Regions from separate parts of the Homo sapiens genome. Here regions 1 and 2 are each linked to region 3. A link is a loop called in an ENCODE intact Hi-C map of the cell type or tissue named here. Cell type or tissue: CD4-positive, alpha-beta T cell. All regions are shown on one strand.

Region 1 (2,500 bases), 210 kb before region 3:
CGCAATCTCGGCTCACTGCAAGCTCCGCCTCCCGGGTTCACGCCATTCTCCTGCCTCAGCCCCCCAAGTAGCTGGGACTACAGGCACCCGCCACCATGCCTGGCTAATTTTTTGTATTTTTAGTAGAGACAGGGTTTCACCGCATTAGCCAGGATGGTCTCGATCTCTTGACCTCGTGATCCGCCTGCCTCGGCCTCCCAAAGTGCTGGGAGTACAGGCGTGAGCCACCGCACCCGGCCTTATTTTTTATTTTTGAGACAGGGTCACATTCTGTCACCCAGGGTGGAGTGCAGTGGTGCAATCCTGGCTCACTGCAACCTCTGCCTCTCAGGCCCAAGTGATTCCCTCACCTCAGCCTTTCCCAGTAGCTGGGACCACAGGCATGGGCCACCACGCCCAGCTAATTTTTTTATTTTTATTTTTGTTGAGAAGGGATCTCACTGTGTTTCCTAGGCTGGTCTCCAATTCCTGGGCTTCAGTGGTCCTCTTGTCTCAGCCTCCCAAAATGTTGGGATTTCAGGTGTGAGCCACCACACCTGGCCAGGAACAAATTATCCTTTTATTACTGGGAAAGGCTGGGCATGTTTTGGGGGGTGCTCTTGTTGTTGTTGGTCGTGTATGTGTGTGTTGTTTGCTTTTGTATATACATGAACTTTTCCCAGAAAGATACACAAGAAACAAGTAAGTGGCTGGGCGCGGTGGCTCATGCCTGTAATCCCAGCACTTTGGAAGGCCGAGGCGGGCGGATAACCTGCGGTCAGGAGTTTGAGACCAGCCTGACTAACATGGTAAAACTTCCTTCTCTACTAAAAATACAAAAAAAAAAAAAAAAAAAAAGCCGGGTGTGGTGGTGCACGCCTGTAATCCCAGCTGCTCAGGAGGCTGAGGCAGAAGAATCGCTTCAACCCAGGAGGCGGAGGTTGCAGTGAGCCGAGTTCGCACCACTGCACTCCAGCCTGGGCAACAGAGCGAGACTCCATCTCAAAAAAGAAAAAGAAAAAGAAAAAAAGAAAAGAAAAAAAGAAATAACATAGAATAGTTCCCCTGGAAAGAAACCTAGAGTCCCCAGGGAGAGGAAGACCCTGTTTATCCTCATGAATTTTAAACCATGTGACTTTATCATCTGTTCAGCAACTGGGAGAATAAAAACTAAAAATTTTGAATAGCAAGTTCTAAAATACCAAGAATGGTTAGAGTATGGGAAGGACCAGGTGGAAAGGGCAGTTGTTTCTGTGCCCGCCACAAGATGGCAGCAGAGCGGCACCAAAGTCCGCCCGAGGGCAGGTCCCCTTCCCACCTACAACCCGCAACTCCTGTGGTCTTCCCACCCGCTGTGTGATTGTGGCAGGGCTGAACCATCCACACATTCTACACTCGCAGAAACTGAGATAATAAATAAGTATTGTTCTGAACTGCGTGGCCGGGCACCGTGGCTCATGCCTGTAATCACAGCACTTTGAGAAGGTGAGGCTGGCGGATCACCTGAATTTAGGAGTTCGAGACCAGCCTGGCCAACATGGCGAAATCCCATCTCTACTAAAAATACAAAAATTAGCAGGGCGTGGTGGCGGGCGCCTGTAATCCCAGCTAGTCGGGAGTCTGAAGCAGGAGAATCGCTTGAATCCGGGAGGCGGAGGTTGCAGTGAGCCAAGATCGTGCCACTGCACTCCAGCCTGGGCGACAGAATGAGACTCCCTCTCAAGAGAAAGTCAACTGAACTGCTACATTTGGGGGTAAAATTTGTTACTTAGCAATAGATAGCTAATACACTATACATCACACCATGCCACCAAAAAAAAAAAATGAGTATGTGTTTATGTGTTTCTAAGATATAAGGACTCTTTTTTTTTTTTTTTTTTGAGACATAGTTTCACTCTGTCACCTCACCCAGGCTGGAGTGAGACCTTGTCTAAAAAAAAAAAAAAAAAAAAAAGTCATAAATTTTAAAATATTTGTTTATATCAAGATCCAAATAAGACCCCTATATTGAGATCCGTTGGTATGTAAATTCTGTTTTTATTTATTTATTTATTTATTTATTTTGAGACGGAGTCTTGCCCAGGCTGGAGTGCAGTGGCTCGATCTCACCTCACTGCAACCACCACCTCCCAGGTTCAAGCAATTCTCCTGCCTCAGCCTCCTGAGTAGCTAGGGTTATAGGCACCCGCCACCATGCCCGGCTAATATTTTTGTATTTTTAGTAGAGACGAGATTTCACCATGTTGGCCAGGCTGATTTTGAACTCCTGACCTCAAGTGATCCATCCGCCTTAGCTTCCCAAAGTGCTGGGATTACAGGCGTGAGCCACCATGCCTGGCAATTCTGTGTTCTTTAAACCACATATGTTGGTGCTTTTTTGTTCTAGCAGCTAAGTCCTCATGTAAACCGATACAGAGCAGCAGAGATGGCATCCCCCAGCTGGCCATTTATACTGAGTTTGAGCTCATTTGTCCCGCAAGTTGACAAAACCATTCCTAAATGAGACCTGTGCTATGGCAGC
Region 2 (2,500 bases), 55 kb before region 3:
CTCAGAGCAGATTCCCAGATTAACAGATTTCCATATCACCCCAAATGATGGTGACCCTCTCCACATAATGCATTACAACAGAACATTCTTGAATCACCCAACCCTGGATCAGAAACCTCCCCATTAACAAACACTGCCCCTTAAGTCCTCTTGAAATAAACATAGGTCACACCCCCAAAGCAAAAGAGTAACAGACATTCATGTCATTGTTCCCCATTTAACATCAGTCCTCTCAAGATGTCGTGACCCCATGGTCACCCTGAAGCCCTTAGATTCCAACCCCTCAATCAGAGACTTCCTTCATTAACAAAGACCCTTGTTCTTATCCCTCAAGAAGAAACCCACCATAACCAGCCCACTGTCACCCCTAATTTACAGACACCAAAACAGTCCTGGAAGTGCTAATTACAGGACCCCCCAAGTCTTCCTACCCTCTGCACCCTCAAGAAACCCCCAGTGCCTTGTATGAAGCCCACCCCACATGGCCCACAGCTCCTGTGCTGGCCAGACTCCCAGAAAATTCTCTATTTTTTAAGTAACGACTTCCCCCTTTGGGGGACCCCAAAATTTGGAGGCCCCATTCTAGGACTCTGGGGATCCCAAACCCTAGAGTACACACGTCCCAAACTCCCCTGTGCCCTCAAGTCCTACAGCCCCTAGAAGACCCCAATGCCGTAACTCCTAGGACCCCCAAATCATGGAATCCCAAATCCCCAGGGAATCCCAAATTTGAAAATCCAATCCCAAGTCCCCAGGAAACCCAATCATGAGGTCCTTGTGCCTGGTATGGAGGAGACTGCAGTCAGGATATGCATTCCAGGCTCCCAGACACCTCAAGCCCTATTCACAGGCACCAGGAAACCCCACACAGGAATTCCCATCCCTGGAAACTGGAGAATTTCAATGCCCCGAGTCCATGGGTTTCAAGACACCAAATTCCAAGAGCCCCAGCCCTAAGGGAACCCCAAATCCTAAAGCCTCCATCTCTAATAAATGGAAGGCCCCAAGGCCCTGAGGGGATCTCAAATCCTGGAACCCCGATTTCAATCTACGTTCTAGTCACTGGCCTCAAAGGACCCCACAGCACCTGGGCCAGACCAACAGCTCGAGGGAGAACCTGAAGGCCCAGGGGGTCCAGGGCGGACCTGGGGCCCCGACCACCAAGGACAGCTCACGACTGCCCCTTCACTGCATGTCCCCAAACTCAGCATGACTCCTGTCCTCTTCAATAAAGACGTTTCTATGGCCTCTCTGTGTCGGGTCATTGGGGGTTTCCCTTGCTGGGAGAAGACGGGAAAGGAAGTGCTTCCTTCAGTCTCACCTCCCTGCGGCGTGGGCAGGTGATGGCGCTGGCCGCGGGAAGTCCTTCTAGCAGCCTCTCATGTCTTCCCGCGGCTGTCACGGCTGCCGCCCCCGTCCCACCCATCGGGGTCCACTCCGCCAATGGCCAGGTTCAGTTCCTAAGTTCTGAGTGGCCAGTGCCAGACGACGATGCCCCGCCCACGCCCTCCTGCCAATGGCTCAGAGGCCAGGAGGCGCGGCCTATCCTTAGGCGAGCATGAAGGGGGCGGGCGAATACTGAGTGAGAGCGCCGATTGGGTGGAAGGCGGGCCCTTGAAGCCTCTGGGAGCTCCCATTGGCCTGCGGACTCTGCGTCTGTAATGTGGGGCGGAAATGGCTGGGAGGGGGATGGGGATGTTGAATTTGGAAATTGGAGGGGACGCTGGTGGACGGTCAGTTTTGGGGAGTGCTGGGGGTAGAGATGGATGTCAATAGGGCTGAAAGTGGGGATCCGGGGGAGCCCAGAGTAGGAGTCCGAGGAGGCTCAGAGCTTGGAGTCCTAAAAGGCTCGGAGTCGGGGATCTGAATGGTTCAGGGAGGGAAGAAGATTTGGGAGTCAGCCTCAGAGCTAAAGATCTCAGGGTGCTGGAGTGAAGGGGCGCTCAGGAGGGGAAATCCGAGGGGCGTCCAAATGGGGGGATCCGAGGAGGCTGAGGGTGGACATGTCTGAGGAGGCTCAGATTGGGGTCACAGGAGTGCACAGAATGGGATTCGGTGGGGGGCGGGGGTCGCTGAGTGTTGATAGCCGGGCTCACAGTTGCAGGTCTGAAGCGGGGTCTCAAGGTGTTTAAAGGGGCTCTGGAGTGCAGCCCTGGGGGCTATGTGTAGAGCTTTTGAGAAAGGCTCCCTGTGTGTGGGGCCAGAGAATGTTCTCTGTGGGAGGATTGAGAAGGCATATGTGTAGTTGGATGGGCCCTTAGTGGACAGAGTAATGGGGGATTATTCTTGGGGCTCATTGTGTCCGGGCATGGAACGTAGGGGCTCTCTGTGTGGCTTGTAAGATGCTGAAGACTCAGATTTTAGAGACCAAGTGCGTTTCAGAAGAGGGCTGAGGTGAGGCCTGGCCTGTGATGGGGTGGAATGCTGCATCATGGTGTTAGGGCGGGAGGCCTAGTGACTTCAGTATGTCCTCCCCTCCCTACAGGATTGGGTGCAAGGA
Region 3 (2,500 bases):
GCAAAGGCCCTGGGGTAGGAAGAAGAAAGTAAGGCAACCAGTGTGGCTGGAGTACAGTGAGGCAAGGGAGAGAGATGAGATGAGCAGTGTGCTGGGAACACATCATGTAGGAACTCTTAAACCACTGTAAGGACTGCTTTTGCTGGGAGATGGGATAATTGCCAAGGAGATTTTGAGTGGAGGAGGGACAGACTTGTATTTTAAAACTACCTCTCTGGGCCGGGCGCAGTGGCTCAGGCCTGTAATCCCAGCTCTTTGGGAAGCCGAGGCGGGTGGATCACCTAAGGTCAGGAGCTCAAGACCAGCCTGGCCAACATGCTGATACCCAGTCTCTAGTAAAAATACAAAAATTGAGGGTCGGGTGGGGTGCAAAGCAAAACCAAACCAAAACAAACAACAACAACAAAAAAAAACCACCAAACAAAAACAAAAACAAAAACAAAAAAAACTACCTCTCTTGTTATATAAGCAATGGAATGTAGTGTTATGATTTTCTCCAATCCTAATATCCACGAATCCCATTGCCGGTTCACCTCCCCAAACCCTTGGGCCCTCAGGGCTGCTCATCTGCCGCCGGCTGCCCTACGGCCTGGGTCCCGAAGCCTGCGCCTTGGGCGATGCCGAAGCTAAACATGCCCATGGGCGCCCCGCCTCTCTACAGGTCTTGCACTGCCCTGCACCTGCGCCCCTAGGCCACCTCAGTCCAGGCGAAGCCCTGAGCCGGGACCAGCCTTTGGTCAGAATGCTGCTCATGACGCGGCTCGGGCCCAGCAGGCAGTCCGGGAGCACCGGGGCAGGTGCAAATTCCACGTTGGAAAAGTTTGGCTGCACCATGCTTGCGAAGCTGCAGCTGAACGCGCCCACCAGGGCATAAGCGCGAAGGAGGGATCGTAGGTGTCAACCCCCGCGGGCCGCGGCGGCCTCGGGGGGAAAAACACCTGCACGCCAGCCGAAGAGCGCAAAGCCAGAGAGTGCACTGGTCCACCACAGAGCGCAGCACCGTGCCAGGGCGCAGAGCCCACGCACGCCCGGTCGGCGTCGCAGCACCAGGAGCACAGGCTACCCGGGCCACTAGCCTCCAGGAACACGCAGTCTCGGCGCCCGGGACGCTCTGGGGCAAAGTGGGGCACCGTGTGGAGACCACTCCAGCGACCCTGGGGCGGCGGTCGTCCAAACGCGTGGCCACAGGCCTTGCTTCTCGCTTGCAGACAACTGAGGCCAGCCAGCAGCGCGACAGGATGGGCGGCCACGACGCGGGTGCCGGATAGGTCTCCTGCTCTCTGCAACTGCAGCGCCTCTGGAAGCCTTCAAGGCTCAATGGATGGGGCCAGCGGGCAGGGTGGCCTACGCGGTCCAGCAGAACAGGCTTAGGGGGCTTGAGGCGCCTCAAGAGCGTGGGCCCAGCGCCCGCCACCACCGCAAACTCCTTGTGCCGGTCGCCGGGCGGCAGCGACGGCGTCACCATCGATTAGGGAGTGCCCAGCAGGTAGCGCCGCAGAGCCAGCGCCGTGTCCCGGGAGGCGCGCCCACGCGCGTTCACCGCCTCCACTTCCTCGGGCCGCGACGTCGCTGCTTGCACAGCGCCGCCTGCCGCGAGCCCTGCAGCTCCTCTGCCCCGGGCGGGCACACCCACACCGTCGTGCCTGGCTGCAGGCGCGGGGAGCACGGGGAGAGTGGCGCCCACGCAGGGAGCGCTGTCACCAGCATCGCCGTCGGGGGCCCTGTGGGCGGTGGCGACATATATAGCTGGAAGTTGGGCTTCTCAGCGCCCCCGTTTTCCGAGAAAGCCGTGATGAAGCGGCAGCCCTGGAAACATAAAACACAGACGTCCGTCGGGCTTGAGGGAACCAGGAGCCCAGAGGAGGCAGTCAAGAATAATCCGGTGGATTTGGAAGCTAAATGCGTCAGATTCTAATTCTGACTCTGCCACTTTCTCTCCCTCTCTCCCTCCCTCCTTCTCTCCCTCCCTCTCTCCCTCCCTTCCTTCCTTTTCTTTTTCTGTTTTAGAGAGGAGACTCAATCTGTTGCCCAAGCTGGTCTCCCAGGCTCACGCGATCCTCCCACCTTGGCCTCCCAAAGTGCTGGGATTACTTACAGGCGTGAGCCACCTTGCCCAGCCGACTCGGCCACTTTCTAGCCAAGTGAACTTGGGCAAGTCACCTCCTTTCTTGGGGCTTAAGCTGCTGTGTCTGTAAAGGGGGTATCGGTGCACACTTCACAGAATGATGGGGAGCTTGATGTCAAAGCCATGGCATGAAGTCAGCTATATCAATATTAGCTTAAACTTGCTTCTTTTGCACCATCTGTCCCCAAAAGGCCCGCCCAGCCTCCTCAGAACCAGTTTTGCCAATCTCCTGGCACACAGTCTGCCCAAATAGCCCCTTGTCCAGCTGGCCAGGGCCCTGTCCCAAGAAGTTCCACTGTGGCCAATCCCCTGTCACAGAGCCATGCCAGACAGCCTCCCAACCTGAGCCAGCACAACCAGCCCCTCCCTACCCCA

What was found. A loop is a pair of places that touch in the nucleus more often than their neighbours do. Peaks named below come from ENCODE experiments on the same cell type or tissue, not always from the same donor. Only the 100,000 strongest peaks of a DNase experiment are listed, where the experiment ranks them.
Region 1: it touches region 3 in a loop (5-fold over the local background); 24 of 110 quality-filtered maps call a loop at or near these places.
Region 2: it touches region 3 in a loop (2.0-fold over the local background); 3 of 110 quality-filtered maps call a loop at or near these places.

What each region holds. Positions count from the first base shown.
Region 1 is chr19:36,169,648-36,172,147 of GRCh38, reverse strand. No RefSeq gene overlaps it. Among named protein-coding and RNA genes, the nearest start is that of COX7A1, 18 kb to the right of the region's middle. In CD4-positive, alpha-beta T cell, a CTCF peak has its summit at 1,228 (motif pointing right); a DNase peak (open chromatin) is centred at 1,267.
Region 2 is chr19:36,013,408-36,015,907 of GRCh38, reverse strand. ALKBH6 (alkB homolog 6) reads left to right here and starts at 1,695. Exons shown (of 7, transcript NM_032878.5): 1 at 1,695-1,733; 2 at 2,486-2,500. It overlaps CLIP3 (CAP-Gly domain containing linker protein 3), which reads left to right. Exons shown (of 14, transcript NM_015526.3): 14 at 1-1,248. LOC101927572 (a long non-coding RNA gene) reads right to left here and starts at 1,406. Exons shown (of 4, transcript NR_170988.1): 1 at 1,322-1,406. RefSeq lists an enhancer at 1,206-1,305. In CD4-positive, alpha-beta T cell, no CTCF peak of the experiment used is centred here; a DNase peak (open chromatin) is centred at 1,517; H3K4me3 peaks cover 1,696 bases; H3K27ac peaks cover 1,030 bases.
Region 3 is chr19:35,958,305-35,960,804 of GRCh38, reverse strand. LOC105372383 (a long non-coding RNA gene) reads right to left here. Exons shown (of 5, transcript NR_136525.1): 4 at 211-1,806. Among named protein-coding and RNA genes, the nearest start is that of LRFN3, 23 kb to the right of the region's middle. RefSeq lists an enhancer at 1,426-1,475 and silencers at 1,636-1,685, 1,696-1,745. In CD4-positive, alpha-beta T cell, CTCF peaks have their summits at 1,343 and 1,544; DNase peaks (open chromatin) are centred at 706 and 1,544; H3K4me3 peaks cover 1,746 bases; H3K27ac peaks cover 607 bases.